2 separate regions of the Homo sapiens genome follow, and region 1 is linked to region 2. Evidence: chromatin contacts called from ENCODE Hi-C or POLR2A ChIA-PET data. All regions are on one chromosome and are shown on one strand. The core of a region is the stretch at or near the end of the contact, and the rest is flanking DNA. Distances in the headings are between cores, read along the strand shown. Region 1 has its middle 17 kb from the start of SPN. Region 2 holds the start of APOBR (apolipoprotein B receptor).

Evidence for each region. A loop is a pair of places that touch in the nucleus more often than their neighbours do. ChIA-PET counts read pairs that join two places held with the same protein, here RNA polymerase II (POLR2A). Pooled maps may share reads with other maps.
Region 1: a loop to region 2 is called in a pooled map, with 3 times the contacts of the local background. The contact joins the enhancer-like site here to the promoter of APOBR in region 2. A Hi-C loop is called at or near these places in 1 of 50 pooled maps. POLR2A ChIA-PET finds 5 or more read pairs at or near these places in 2 of 52 experiments (GM10248 and T-cell).

What each region holds. Positions count from the first base shown.
Region 1 is chr16:29,642,403-29,649,310 of GRCh38, reverse strand. No RefSeq gene overlaps it. Among named protein-coding and RNA genes, the nearest start is that of SPN, 17 kb to the left of the region's middle. RefSeq lists enhancers at 3,269-3,563, 4,461-4,730, 5,687-5,746, 5,867-5,986. Within about 2 kb of position 3,495, at least 5 of the 41 ENCODE cell types and tissues checked have a DNase peak (open chromatin) inside an H3K27ac peak, as active enhancers do.
Region 2 is chr16:28,493,293-28,500,510 of GRCh38, reverse strand. APOBR (apolipoprotein B receptor) reads right to left here and starts at 5,868. Exons shown (of 4, transcript NM_018690.4): 1 at 5,773-5,868; 2 at 2,515-5,412; 3 at 2,162-2,430; 4 at 1,547-2,075. The coding sequence starts at 5,829. The coding sequence ends at 2,006. It overlaps IL27 (interleukin 27), which reads left to right. Exons shown (of 5, transcript NM_145659.3): 5 at 591-1,149. The coding sequence ends at 860. RefSeq lists enhancers at 247-747, 748-1,248.

The DNA of each region.
Region 1 (6,908 bases), core at 2,246-4,745, 1.2 Mb before region 2:
AGCCGGGCGTGGTGGCGGGCGCCTGTAGTCCCAGCTACCAGGAGGCTGAGGCAGGAGAATGGCATGAACCCGAGAGGCGGAGCTTGCAGTGAGCTTGCAGTGAGATCGCGCCATTGCACTCCCGCCTGGGCGACAGAGCGAGATTCCGTCTTAAAAAAAAAAAGAAAAGAAAAGAAAAGAAAAGAAAAGAAAAAAAGAAAAAGAAAAAAAAAAATCTGGTATTTTTAAAGACATTTGAGAAAATGCTGCTTCAGGCCAGGCACGAGGCTCACCCCTGTAATCCCAGCACTTTGGGAGGCCAAAGCGGGAGGATCGCTTGAGACCAGGAGTTTGAAACCAGCCCTGGCAACATAGTGAGATCCTGTCTCTACAAAAAATTAAAAAATTAGCTGGGCGGGGCTGGGCACAGTAGCTCATGCCTGTAATCCCAGCACTTTGGGAGGCCGAGGCAGGTGGATCACCTGAGGTCAGGAGTTCGAGACCAGCCTGGCCAACATGGTGAAACCTCATCTCTACTAAAAACACAAAAATTATCCAGGTGTGGTGGCGGGTGCCTGTAATCCCAGCTACTCGAGGCTGAGGCAGGAGAATCGCTTAAACCCGGGAGGCAGAGGTTGCAGTGAGCCAAGATTGCGCCACTGCACTCCAGTCTGGGCGACAGAGTGAGACTCCATCTCAAAAAAAAAAAAAAAAAAAAAAAAAAAGAGCTGGGCGGGAGCCAGCTGGGCCCCAGCGAGTGCACGTTAGACCACGGCTCCAAGCTCTTCTTCCGGCGCCTCTGACCCGGGGGCCGCCTTTCCCCATCCCCACCGAAGTCCCTAATAAATGAAGGTGCTGCTTCCAAAAAAAAATTAGCTGGGCAGGGCGTGGTAGCACGTGCCTGTAATTTCAGCTGCTCTGGAGGCTGAGGTGGGAGGATCACTTGAGCCTGGGTATTTGAGGCTGCAGTGAGCTGTGCTCATGCCACTGCACTCTGGCCTGGGTGACAGAGCAAGACCCCATATTAAAAAAAAAAAAAAAGATGGGCCAGGCACGGTGGCTCACGCCTGTAATCCCAGCACTTTGGGAGGCAGAGGCAGGTGGATCATGAGATCAGAAGATCGAGTCCATTCTGGCTAACATGGTGAAACCCCGTCTCTACTAAAAATACAAAAAAATTAGCCAGGCGTGATGGCGGGCGCCTGTAGTCCCAGCTACTCGGGAGGCTGAGGCAGGAGAATGGCATGAACCCAGGAGGCGGAGCTTGCAGTGAGCCGAGATCGCGCCACTGCACTCCAGCCTGGGCGACAGAGCAAGACTCTTTCCCCAAAAAAAAAAAAAAAAAAAAAAAAAAGATATTGCTGGCCAGGTGCAGTGGCTCACACCTGTAATCCCAGCATTTTGGAGGCCGAGGTGGGCTGATCACCTGGGGTCAGGGGTTCGAACCAGCCTGGCCAACATGGTGAATCGCTGTCTCTACTAAAAATACAAAAATTAGCTGGGCACAGTGGCAGGTGCCTATAATCCCAGCTACTCGGGAGGCTGAGGCAGGAGAATCATTTGAGCCCGGGAGGCGGACGTTGCAGTTAAACCGAGATCCACTACTGCACTCCAGCTGGGCGACAGAGCAAGGCTCCATCTCAAAGAAAAAAAAAATTGCTACACTATGTTACAATAAAAACAGGGTGTTATAAAAAAGAAAGAGGCCAGGCACAGTGGCTCACGCCTGTAATCCCAGCACTTTGGGAGGCTGAGGCAGGTGGATCACCTAAGGACAGGAGTTCGAGACCAGCCTGACCAACAAGGTGAAACCCTGTCTCTACTAAAAATACAAAAAAAAATTTAGCCGGGTGTGGTGGCAGGCACCTGTAGTCCCAGCTATTCTGGGAGCTGAGGCAGGAGGATCGCTTGAACCCAGGAGGAGGAGGTTGCAGTGAGCCAAGATCACACCACTGCACTCCAGCCTGGGCGACAGAGTGAGACTCCATCTCAAATAAATAAATAAATAGAGCAAAGACTGAATTCTTAGAAATTAAAGCTATGATACTGAATTACTAAAAGCATTAGAATAAAGAAGCTGGGCACAGTAGCTCACTCCTGTAATTCCTGCAGTTTGGGAGGCCAAGGAGAATGGCTTGAGGCCAGAAGTTCAAGACCAGCCTGGGTAATATAGCAAGGCCTCATCTGTACAAACACAAACAGGAAGTGTTGTAATAAAAAGTTAATAAATTATCCCAGAAAACTGCCAGGTGTGGTGGATCATGCCTGTAATCCCAGCACTTTGGGAGACCAAGGCAGGCGGATCACCTGAGGTCAGGAGTTCGAGATCAGCCTGGCCAACGTAGCAAAACCCCATCTACTAAAAATACAAAAATTAGCCAGGTGTGGTGGCAGGCGTCTGTAATCCCAGCTACTTGGGAGGCTGAGGCAGGAAAATCGCTTGAACCCGGGAGGCGGAGGTTGCCATGAGCCAAGATTATGCCACTGCACTCCACCCTGGGTGACAGAGTGAGACTCTGTCTCAAGAATAAAAAATTTAAAAAATAAATAAAGCTGGGCGCGGTGGCTCACGCCTGTAATCCCAGCACTTTGGGAGGCCAAGGCAGGTGGATCACGAGGTCAGGAGTTTGAGACAGGAAGCTGAGGCAGGAGAATAGCTTGAACCCAGGAGGCAGAGGTTGCAGTGAGCCAAGATCGCTCCACTGCACTCCAGCCTGGGACAGAGTGAGACCCCATCTCAAAAATTGATTAATTAATTAATTATCCCAGAAAATAGAACTCCCAGAAGGTGTAGGGGTGGAGAAGAAAATATGAGAGAAAATATATGAGACTGCCGCTCTAACATAGAGATCCAATAAGTGGCGGCTTAAAGAAGAGACGTGTCGGCCGGGCGCAGTTGCTCACACCTGTAATCCCAGCACTTTGGGAGGCCAAGGTGGGTGGATCATGAGGTCAGTAGTGTGAGACCATCCTGGCCAACCCCGTCTCTACTAAAAATACAAAAATTAGCCAGGCATGGTGGCGCATGCCTGTAATCCCAGCTACTTGGGAGGCTGAAGCAGGAGAATCACTTGAACCCAGAAGGCAGAGGTTGCAGTGAGCCGAGATTGTGCCACAGCACTCCAGCCTGGGACAGAGTGAGACTCTATCTCAAAAAAAAAAAAGAAGAGACGTGTCTGCAAAAAACAAATAAATAAATAAACAAAAGAAGAGACATGTTCAAGTGAAATGGTGGTAGTTAGGGAGGCAGCTCTGCTTCTCTCATTGCTCAGGGACCAAGGGCCCTTCCTCATCACTTTTCTGCCATCGGTAGGGCACCGTTTGTCACCTGCACGTTTGAATCTGTTGTGGGGATCTCCAGCCAGCAGGAATGGAGAGTATGAAGCTGGCCTACTTCCTAAGGCCAAAGACCAGAAGTCACATACATCACCTCCTCACATTCTATTGGTGGAAACTTAGTCACATGACCATGCCTACTGCAAGGGAGGCTGGGACATGCAGTTCCACCATGTTCTTGGGGAAGAAGGGCTCATTGGATTTTGGATAATGAGTAGTCTTTGCCACAGAGACACAGCCAGGCAATCCAAGAGGCCCAAAAGCTAACCAATAGGAGTGCCAGGAAGAGAGAACCCAAGAAATGGAAGAAGGAGAATGATCAGAGATCATTCTCACTCTGATGAGAAACATGCGTCTTCAGGCTGAAAAGCCCACCTAGTGCCTGCCCAATGAAAGAAAACCCATGCCGGGCACACTGGAACCCCAAAAGTGTCATGTACGACTTAGCTATTTCCTAAGGAACAGGAAGCAGCTGGTGATTAGGTTAACATAAATGAAAGAAAGAAAAAAGTCCCAGGGTAAGAAAAAATTAATAGAATGAACACCACATTAGGCTCTGAACTTCCTGGGGCTGGCCCTGAAAGGGAAAATTTACATAAGTTCCTCCTTTTTGACTATAAGAACTAGTTCCTTAGAGAAGGTCAATATTTCGTGACACTCACTTCTAAAATTAATTTTCATATAAGAACATATCTTATGCCAGTTGATGTCATGGATATAATGGCTGATGGGCAACACACCACTCCTGAGAAAGGCTTGGGCACTGGAGTCAGACCAACCTGAAGGCAGCCACCACTCACTGTGTGCCCTTGGGAACATTTCTGAGTCTCAGTTTTCCTCACCTTTAAAATGGGCATAGTAAAAGGAAAAGAAGAGCCAGGCATGGTGGCACAGTAGTAGTCCAGTAATCCCAGCCAAGGAGGCCAAGGCAGGAGGAGTTTTGAGGCCATCCTGGGGACCATAGGGAGACCCTGTCTCTCTAGATTTAAAAAATATATTAAAAAGTAAAGAAAAATGGGCACAGAGTATTTATCTCACAACATTATTAATTTGTTCTTTAATTCCGCAAATATTTGTTGAACACCAACCATGTGTCCGGCATAGGATTGTGACAATTAATGAAATCAAGGGCCAGTCACCTGTCCTCTTGGAGGTAGCCTTCTCCGGAGTGAGACAGACTCTACATATGTAGGAAGCAGGCATCATGGAGAAACATCACGCAGGAAAGTGGGGGAAGGAAGTGCTCCTTTCTACAGGCTGATGTCTCTGAGAAGGGGACATCTGAGGGGAGACTTGAGGGAAGAGAGGGAGCAGCCATGAGATGTTCATGGGGAATCCCACGGACAAACAAAGCCAGTTCAAAGGCCCTAACCTGGGTCCTGCTTCGCGTGTTCTGGGAAGCCCAAGGAGGCCAGTATGGCTGGAGCAGAGTGCATGAAAAGCGAAGTCAAGAGGAAAGGGGGCCATAGGGCACGGCTTTAGGTCATTATTAGCACTTTCACTCTGAGTCAGTGTGGAGAGTTTAGAGAGCTTCAACTTTGTTTTGTTCTGTTTTCTAGAGACAGAGTTTTATTCTGTGGCCCAGACTGGAGTACACTGGTGCAATTATGGCTCACTGCGGCCTCCAACTTCTGGGCTGAAGCGACCCTCCCACCTTAGCCTCCTGAGTGGCTGGGACCACAGGTGTGTGCCATCATGCCCAGCTTTTTTTTTTTTTTTTTTTTTTTTTTTTGATACAGAGTCTTGCTCTGTCACCAGGCTGGAGGGTAGTGGCACGATCTTGGCTCACTGCAACCTCTGCCTCCCTGGTTCAAGCAATTCTCCTGCTTCAGCCTCCCAAGTAGCTGAGACTACAGGCACGTGCCACCATGCCCAGCTAATTTTTGTATTTTTAGTAGAGACGGGGTTTCACCATGTTGGCCAGGATTGTCTTGATCTCTTGACCTTGTGATCTGCCTGCCTCAGCCTCCCAAAGTGCTGGGATTACAGGCGTAAGCCACTGCGCCCTGCCGCTGATTTTTGTATTTTTTGTAGAGACAGGGTCTTGCTATGCTGCCCAGGTTGGTCTCAAACTCCTGGGCTCAAGTGATCACCAGGGTTTCTTGACAGATTGGATTTGGGGATGTGTGAGAGAGGATTGAGGACAACACCAAGGTTTTCGGCCACACCAACTGTAAGAATAGAATTGTTGTATTCTGATATGGGAAGGCTGCAGGAGGAGCAGGTATGGGGGAGAAGATAAAGAGTTCATTTTGGGCCCGGGCACGGTGGCTCACACTTGTAATCCTACCACTTTGGGAGGCAGAGGCAGGCAGATCGCTTGAGCTCAGGAGTTTGAAACCAGCTTGGCCAACAGGGTGAAACCCTGTCTGTACTAAAAATACAAAAAATTTGCCGGGTGTGGTGGCACGTGCCTGTAATCTCAGCTACTCGGGAGGCTGAGGCAGGAGAATCACTTGAACCTGGGAGGCGGAGTTTGCAGTGAGCCAAGATCAGGCCACTGCACTCCAGCCTGGGCAACAGAGCAAGATTCTGTCTCAAAAAAAAAAAGTTCATGTTGGGACATGTTAAGTTTGTGTTGCCTGTCAGACACCCAAGGGGAAGTTTCAAGTGAGCAGTTCTGAAGCTCACAGAAGAGGTCTGCAGTGAAGATGAAAACTTGGGGGACATCAACATTTGGATGATATTTAAAGCCAGGGGTCTGTGTGAGCTCAACTCAAGAGTGAGTGTCACCAGGCACCATGGCTCATGCCTGTAACCCTAACACTTTTGGAGGCCAAGGTGGGAGGATCACTTGAGCCCAGGAGTTTGAGACCAGCCTAGGCAACACGGTGAGACCCTATCTCTACTTAAAATTTTAAAAATTAGCCAGGCAGGGGGGCATGTGCCTGTGGTCCCAGCTACTTGGGAGGCTGAAGTGGGAGGATTGCTGTAACCCAGGAGTTTGAGTTTGGAGTGAGATAGGATTATGCCACTGCACTTCAACCTGGGTGACAGAACAAGATTCTATCTCAAAGTTAAAAAAAAAAAAAAAAAAAAGAGTGGCCAGGCGCCATGGCTCACGCCTGTAATCCCAGCACTTTGGGAGGCTGAGGCGGGCAGATCACGAGGTCGGGAGATCGAGACCATCCTGGCTAACACGGTGAAACCCCGTCTCTACTAAAAATACGAAAAATTAGCCAGGCGTGGTGGCGAGCGCCTGTAGTCCCAGCTACTCAGGAGGCTGAGGCAGGAGAATTGCATGAACCCAGGAGGCGGAGCTTGCAGTGAGCCAAGATCGTGCCACTGCACTCCAGTCTGGGCGACAGAGCGACACTCCGTCTCAAAAAAAAAACAACGAAAAACGAGTGAGTGTCAATTAGGAGAAGAGGACCAACACAGACATAAGAAGTGGGTGCCACTTCACTTACAGAGAGGGCAGTGACAGCTCAGAGATTCTGTGTCTTGCCCACGGTCACACAGCTGGTAAGGGGTAGGATCCGAATTCACAATGAGGTCCTAGTTCAGATCTTTTTGCACTCTATTAGAGTAATCCATACAGACTTCTGTTGATCTAAGTCGACCCGTGGCTATAACTGGAAATAGTTAAGGAG
Region 2 (7,218 bases), core at 4,619-7,118:
TTGAGGTCAGGAGTTCGAGACCAGCCTGGCCAACATGGTAAAACCCCATCTCTACTAAAAATACAAAAATTAGTCGGGCGTGGTGGTGCGCGTCTGTAGTCCCAGCTACTCAGGAGGCTGAGGTAGGAGAATTGCTTGAACTGGGGAGACAGAGGTTGCAGTGAGCCGTGATCACCCCACTGCACTCCAGCCTGGGCGACAGAGCGGGGCTCCCAAGAAAGAGAGAGAGAGAGGAATGGCAAGCAGCAGGGAATCTGAGCTATGTCACCCTCTGCCTGTTGCTGACCCGACCCAAAAGCAACTTTCACAGCAGAGAGAAACTTCCTGAACCCCACGCCTCGGGGCAGTCCTTGGGGTGATCTAGCTCTGTGAGCATCCTCTTGCTCCTTGACTTCCATTTTCTCGAACTGAAAGATCAGGTGAGACGCGTTAGCAGGTGACATCATGGAAGATCAAGCAGGGAATGTCCGGGGAAATCATGACCTTGTGGTCACTGATGTCATTGGGAACCGCTGGGCATGAATAGGGAATGAGGATTCCTCTCAGGTTCTCGGCCTGGCCCCTCCCTGACCCATGGCCTCTCCTCACAGGTGCTGGCTGCAGGATTCAACCTCCCGGAGGAGGAGGAGGAGGAAGAGGAGGAGGAGGAGGAGGAGAGGAAGGGGCTGCTCCCAGGGGCACTGGGCAGCGCCTTACAGGGCCCGGCCCAGGTGTCCTGGCCCCAGCTCCTCTCCACCTACCGCCTGCTGCACTCCTTGGAGCTCGTCTTATCTCGGGCCGTGCGGGAGTTGCTGCTGCTGTCCAAGGCTGGGCACTCAGTCTGGCCCTTGGGGTTCCCAACATTGAGCCCCCAGCCCTGATCGGTGGCTTCTTAGCCCCCTGCCCCCCACCCTTTAGAACTTTAGGACTGGAGTCTTGGCATCAGGGCAGCCTTCGCATCATCAGCCTTGGACAAGGGAGGGCTCTTCCAGCCCCCTGCCCCAGGCTCTACCCAGTAACTGAAAGCCCCTCTGGTCCTCGCCAGCTATTTATTTCTTGGATATTTATTTATTGTTTAGGGAGATGATGGTTTATTTATTGTCTTGGGGCCCGATGGTCCTCCTCGGGCCAAGCCCCCATGCTGGGTGCCCAATAAAGCACTCTCATCCACCCCTGGCCTCCGCTTCTCTTCGGGTAAGGGCTGTCTGACACCCAGAGGGCAGGGCAGCCTGGAACGGGGTCAGCAACCTCTAGCCATCCTGAACCCCTCTCTGCTCCTACATTTTTGGGGTCTCTGGCCCACCTTCCCCTACTATGTCCTGCTCCGGCAGGCAGTTGCCATAGTAACCAGCAGCATCCTGAGGCCGAGCTACCGTGTTGGAAGCTCAAGGCAGCTCATCTCTGATTCTGAACAGTGCTCCTTAAGCCCTCCCAACCGCCTTCCTTTGGCCTGGATGCAGCTCCAGAGGTTTGTGTTATCCCCGCCCAGTTCTGAGGGTCTTGGTGCAGGGAGTTGGGCTGGGAAGTGGGAGTTAGAGAGGAAGGCCTGTAAGGAAAATGGTCGCTGTTCCCTCAGTCTTCCTTGCAGTCTTTATTGTTTTATTTTGTTTTTAAAAGATGGGGATCTTGCTATGCTGCCCAGGCTGGTCTCGAACTCCTGGTCTCAAGCGATCCTCCCACCTTGGCCTCCCAAAGCTCTGGGGTGACAGGCGTGAGCCCCCGTGCCCAGCCTCCTTGCAGTCCAGACAGCTGACTCAGGCTGGGGAGGAACCAGGGCAGGCACCCTGAGAGGTGGTCTCAGTGGGGTAGGTGGTCCACCAGCCTGTGTCGGAGAATCAGACTCCTTAAGTTCACGGTCTTCCCAGACGTCTGGTTTTGCCTGCTCCATGAATGATACATCAAGACACTGAGGCCCAGAGGGTGGAGAGGATGTGTCCACAGTGGCAGAGGGAGCAGGGCTCAGTGGCATTGGAGCAAGCCTTCTGGCACCCACTCAGGGCCTGGCTCCCAGAGCACCGGGTCTCAGTCACTGGGGCTTAGGCCGGCCCAGACGGGCTTGCAGCTCCTGCATCATGCCAGGGTGCGCGAGGCCAAACCTGGAGGCGGAAGTCAGGCCCGTGAGAACAGGTTCCCAGGTGCCCGCGGTCTCTTCCCCACCCCAGCTGAGTTGCCCTGTGCCTACCCGTGTCCCAGGGGCCTTCTCCTGGCTGGCACCGGGGTCCCATCATGCCTCAGAGGGCTTGGCTCCAGGGGTTCCTCCAGCTGGAGGGGTCTCTGCTCAGGAGCTGACAGCTCCTCCTCAGGAGGGTTGGGGGCTGGGGGCTCCTCCTGCTGCTCCCAGGCCGGAGTCCGACGAAAAGAGGGCCGGGAGCGACGCTGTGAGGAGCTTCTCGAGAGGTGCACGCGACTCCTTGGGACAGAGACGTCTAGGAGGGACCCGGGGAGCGGGGCCTGCAGGAAAGGGGGCACAGAGGACCATGGGGCCGGCTTCGGGATTCCACTCGTTCCCCCCGAGACCCCACCAAGAGCCCTCACCTCGCTCCAGCTGTTGGCAGCACCTCCTCTGGCACTGCCCATGGCCTCAGCCGTCTCGGCTTCCCCGACTGACTCCGGCGCAGCTTCTGCAGGGGCCTGGTGTGTTGGCTGCTCCTCCTGGCCCCTGACATGTTCCAGGCTTTCTGGCTCAGTCTCCTTGGCCTCTGCCCTCCGGCCCCCGGTCACCATGAGACCCTCTGCATCAAGGAGCCTTGGTGCCTCTCCCTCAGGGTGGTAGTCCCCACACCGCCCCTCACTGTCTTCCCTCTGTTCTCTCTCCTGCCATCCAACAGCCTCTTCTTCCAACAGCGTCCACTTTTCTAGAAGCCCCCCAGCCTCCACCATGGCTCCCATCCCCTCTGCCCTCGCTGTCTGGGAGCCCGCGGGATCCAGCCCACAGCTGTCCTCTGCGCCTGCAGATTCCTCGGCCTCTACCCGCCCTCCCCAAGGTCCTCCCTCCCTGGACTCAAAAGCCTCTACTTGGCTGCCTCTGCCAGTCACCTCTTCCTCTGCTGAGCCCTCCAGACCAAATTCTTGCCCACCTGCATGCTCTCCTGCTGCTGCCTCTTCCTTTTCTTTCGAGTCCCAGCCTTGCCCAAGCACCCCTTCCAAAGCTTCACCAGCGCCAGCAGCGCTGATGTGTGGGACCACATCACCCCCCATAATCCCAGCAGCCACAGAGCCAGTCTGTGCATCCTCACGGTCCGGGAGGCCCACAGCCACCGCTTGCAGCCTCCAGCCTCTTCTGGATGTTCTGTCAGCCTCCGCCTCCTCATCCTCAGTTTCTCTGGCATAGGCCTCTCCCAGTGACGGGCAAGGCCCTGCGTCTGCCCCTGTGCTTCCGTCCAGCTCCTGGTTCTCTGAGACAGATGCCTCTCCCTCCTCAGTTCCACATCCCGCGTCCTGGGTTGTCAGCCCCTCCCCGCCTGCCTCTGGGACTTCTGATAGTTCAGACTCTCGGTCTCCTTCAGCCTCAGCCGCCAGGGTCTGGCCTCCCGCAGTCTCCTCCTCCTCCCGCTGCTCGCCATCGGCCGCATCCTCCTGAGTATTTCCTCTCTCCATGTCCTTTCTCGTGCGGTTTTCCCAGGCTCCTGGGAAGGCCTCGGAGGCCTCAGGCTTTACAGACCCCGCGTGCCTGGGACCTGCCTCCAGGCTCCTCTCCTGCTCCTCTTTGCTCAGGGCCAGAACTCCCATGAGCTCCACCTCCCCTGCCTCCCTTTCCTCGGGTTGCTTAGTTGGGGTCTGGGCGCCCCCCATCAGCTCAGGTCCTTGGCCTTTGGTGACGCTGTGTGTGAGGCCACCCCATTCCACGCCCAGTAGGCCACAGCTAGTCTGGGCCGCCTCACTCTCCTCCCCTGTGAGCTCCTCCTCAGGCCTGGCCTCTGGAGTTGCCTCCAAGTCGGCAGTGCCTTCAGCCTCTCCATCTGAGGGCAGCTCAGCCACTGGATCCCTGCTGCTCCCTCTCTCCTCCTGGGCCTCCTCTGCCTGTACCAGCTCTTCCATCCTGGCCCGGTCGGCCCTGATCCCCAAGTCCTGCCTCATCTCAGCCTCCTTACCACGCAGGTCTACCTGGCCCTCAAAGCTCTCCCCTGCCTCCTGGCCTCCCACAGCTTCCCTCCCTGCGGTCTGGCTCTCAGCAGCCTCTTCTGTTCTTTCAGTGCCCAGGACCTGGGGCTGTTTGGGGAAAGGGCTCACCTCAGCCTCTCTCTCCTCATCCCCCTCCTCCTCTAGGACCCAGACTTTTCCAGTAGCCTCTAGGAGCCTTTCTCCTGGGACTGCTCCATATTCTGTCTGTCTGACTCCCAGCAGGTCAGCCTCCTCTTTGCCTGAGGTTGTCCAGGCCTCGTCCCCTCCTGAGGCTGTCCCGGCCTCCTCCCCTCCTGAGGCTGTCCCGGCCTCCTCCCCTCCTGAGGCTGTCCCAGCCTCCCCGCCTGAGGCTATCCCGGCCTCCTCCCCTCCCGAGGCTGTCCCGGCCTCCTCCCCGCCTGAGGCTGTTTCAGCCTCCTCCCCGCCTGAGGCTGTCTCAGCCTCCTCCCCGCCTGAGATTGTCCTGGCTTCCTCCCCATCTAAAATTGCCCTGGCCTCTTCCCTACCTGGGGTTGTCCTGGCCTCCTCTCTGCCTAAGATTCCCCAGTCCTCAGGCTCTGCCCCTGGGCCCCACGTCCCCCATGCCCTAGTGCTTTCACAGGCCTTCTCCACCACTACCACCTCTTCTCCTTTCCCAGCCCCTTCGGCCCCAGGCTCCTCAGTTTCCCCTGCATCTGCCTCCCTGACCCCCTGCTCCATCTCCCGGTTGTCCCCTGCCGCCTTTGGCCCAACAGCACCAGCCTTCCCCTCCGTCTCCCCATGCCAGGTCCACTCTGACTCCGCCCCTCTGGCCATCCCTGGCTCTCTTGCCCTGACCTCTTCCTCCTCCTCCTCCTGTTCCCAGCTTCTCAGCCTCTCTTCTCTGTTCACTTCCTGCTCATGGGACTCCTGCCTCTCCTGGGCTTGGCCGCTCCTGTCTTGGCAAGCCCCAGACCCTGCCTTGGATTTCTTTCTGGCCTCCAAGTGGGCGCTTGGCTCCTGGCACCTGGCAGCCTTGGCTGTCTCCCCAGCCCCACTGTCCTGCCTCTCTGCTTGGGACCCATGGGAGCTGCCATCTCCCCAGCCCCAGGTCTGTTCTACAGCTGAGCTCCCCACTTCATGTCTTCTGTCATCTCCAGGCCCTCTCAGCCTTCCAGCCCCCTCGTTTTGGCTGCCTCTAAGGCCCTCCAGGTCCTCCTGGGCTTCCTCCTCTACAATCTTCCCTGTCTTTCCCACCGCCACCACCCCCAGTTCCTCAGCCGCCTGCGCCTCCCGCTCTACAGTGGGGACTGCATCTCCCAGGAGGTAGGAGACAAAGGTGCCGAGGGAATCCTAGGAAAAAAGAGAGAGAGAGGGGAGAGTCATTGAGGAGAGTCCCAGCCCTTTCCCTGGGGGCCCTGGCTGGAGGAGCCCAGGTTAAGGAAGAGGGTACTGGGATCTGAAAGGAGAAGAAGAGGATTTGCAGAAGGAGCCAGAAGGGGCATCGATTAGGGGTACGAGGACGCATGGTTGGAGGTGGGGACTGAAATTCAGAAAATATTAGGCCAGGAGTCTGCCTGAACCTGAGAAAGCAATCTCCAGTTTGAGGAGATCAGAAGGAGGAGGGGAAAGGTGAGGCCCCAGGGGAGGTGCCCGGAAGTGAGGCCCCAGGGAATGGGGTGCAAGTATCTGGCAGCTGTCTGCCCTTCTCACCAGTGCCCCCCTCAAGGCCTGGTGCAGCCCAGGGAGGTATAGCCGGAGGAAGTCCATCCTGTCTGTCTCTGTCTGTGTGTCCAGAAAGCTGATAATGACCGTCCCCACCCACCAAGACAAGCCAACCTTCCCCAGGACCAAAGGCACTTCCTCTTCCCCTGTCTCCCTGATGCGTCCCCACCCCAGGCCCTGCCCACGGCCCCTGATGCCCACAGTAGCCCCCACTGCAGCCCGGGAAATGGGTGTACATCACACAGGGGACTCAGGTGCACATTTGGAAATAAAGGACAAGCAAGAGGCCAGAAAGGACAAAGTGGGAGCAGGAGACCTTAGAACTGGGGAGGGGGAGAGGGAGGGGACATGTGGCAACAGCAGCTCAAGTGACTCAGGTCTCGTATCCGCACCTCAGCCATTTCTGCCTCCCCTACAAGCCACAGCCACTCTGCAAGAGGAAGCTGGGGTTTGTGGTTCCTGTTTTGCCTGGGAAGAAAGAGTAGCAGTGAAGAGGGGGCTGGTGGGAGCTCTGACACATTTCGGCGTCATTAATGCTTCCCCCAGGGGCGGAAGGGGCCGGATTGGTGGCTCTGGGGTGCATCCCCTCACCTATGATTAGGCTTGCAAAAAAGAACTTGGCTAAACTTTATATTGTGGATATCTGTGTCTGCCTCCCACCTTCCTGTGACTTCCTTGATGGCAGATGCCATGTATGAAACGCTGCTGAATTTCTAGAGCCCTGCACGTTAGTAGGATTCCATTTTCCATCAGCTGAGTGACCTGGGAGGCACACTAGAGAGGGCACATTTCTTTTCTTTTCTTTTCTTTTTTTTTTTGAGACAGTCTCACTCTGTCACCCAGGCTGGAGTGTAGTGGCGCAGTCTCAGCTCACTGCAACCTCTGCCTCCTGGGTTCAAGTGATTCTCCTGCCTCAGCCTCCCGAGTAGCTGGGATTACAGGTGCGTGCCACCACACCTGGTTAATTTTTGTATCTTTAGTAGAGACAGGGTTTCACCATGTTAGCCAGGCTGGTTTCGAACTCCTGACCTCAGGTGATCTGCCCACCTTGGCCTCCCAAAGTGCTGGGATGACAGGCATGAGCCACCACACCCAGACGAGAGGGCACATTTCCAACTGCATTCTGAAGGCCTGGTGGTGAGAAAGAGCATATAGAGGTGGCACAGCCCATAGCAGAGATGAGGCCAAGGACAAGAAGAGAATGCAGGATGCCGCTTTCCACCTAGAAGAAGGTAAGGGTATGATTCCTTATTTGGAACTACATAAAGTGACCTTGCTCTACTTCTCTTCCCCATACCCTCCTTCTCCCCTCCCCAGCCCCACTTTCCTATTCCAATTAGGGCAATTCTATGAAATCACAGCATCAGAATCTTAGGCCTTAAAATCATTTAGTCTGGCCAGGTGCAGTGGCTCACGCCTGTAGTCCTAGCACTT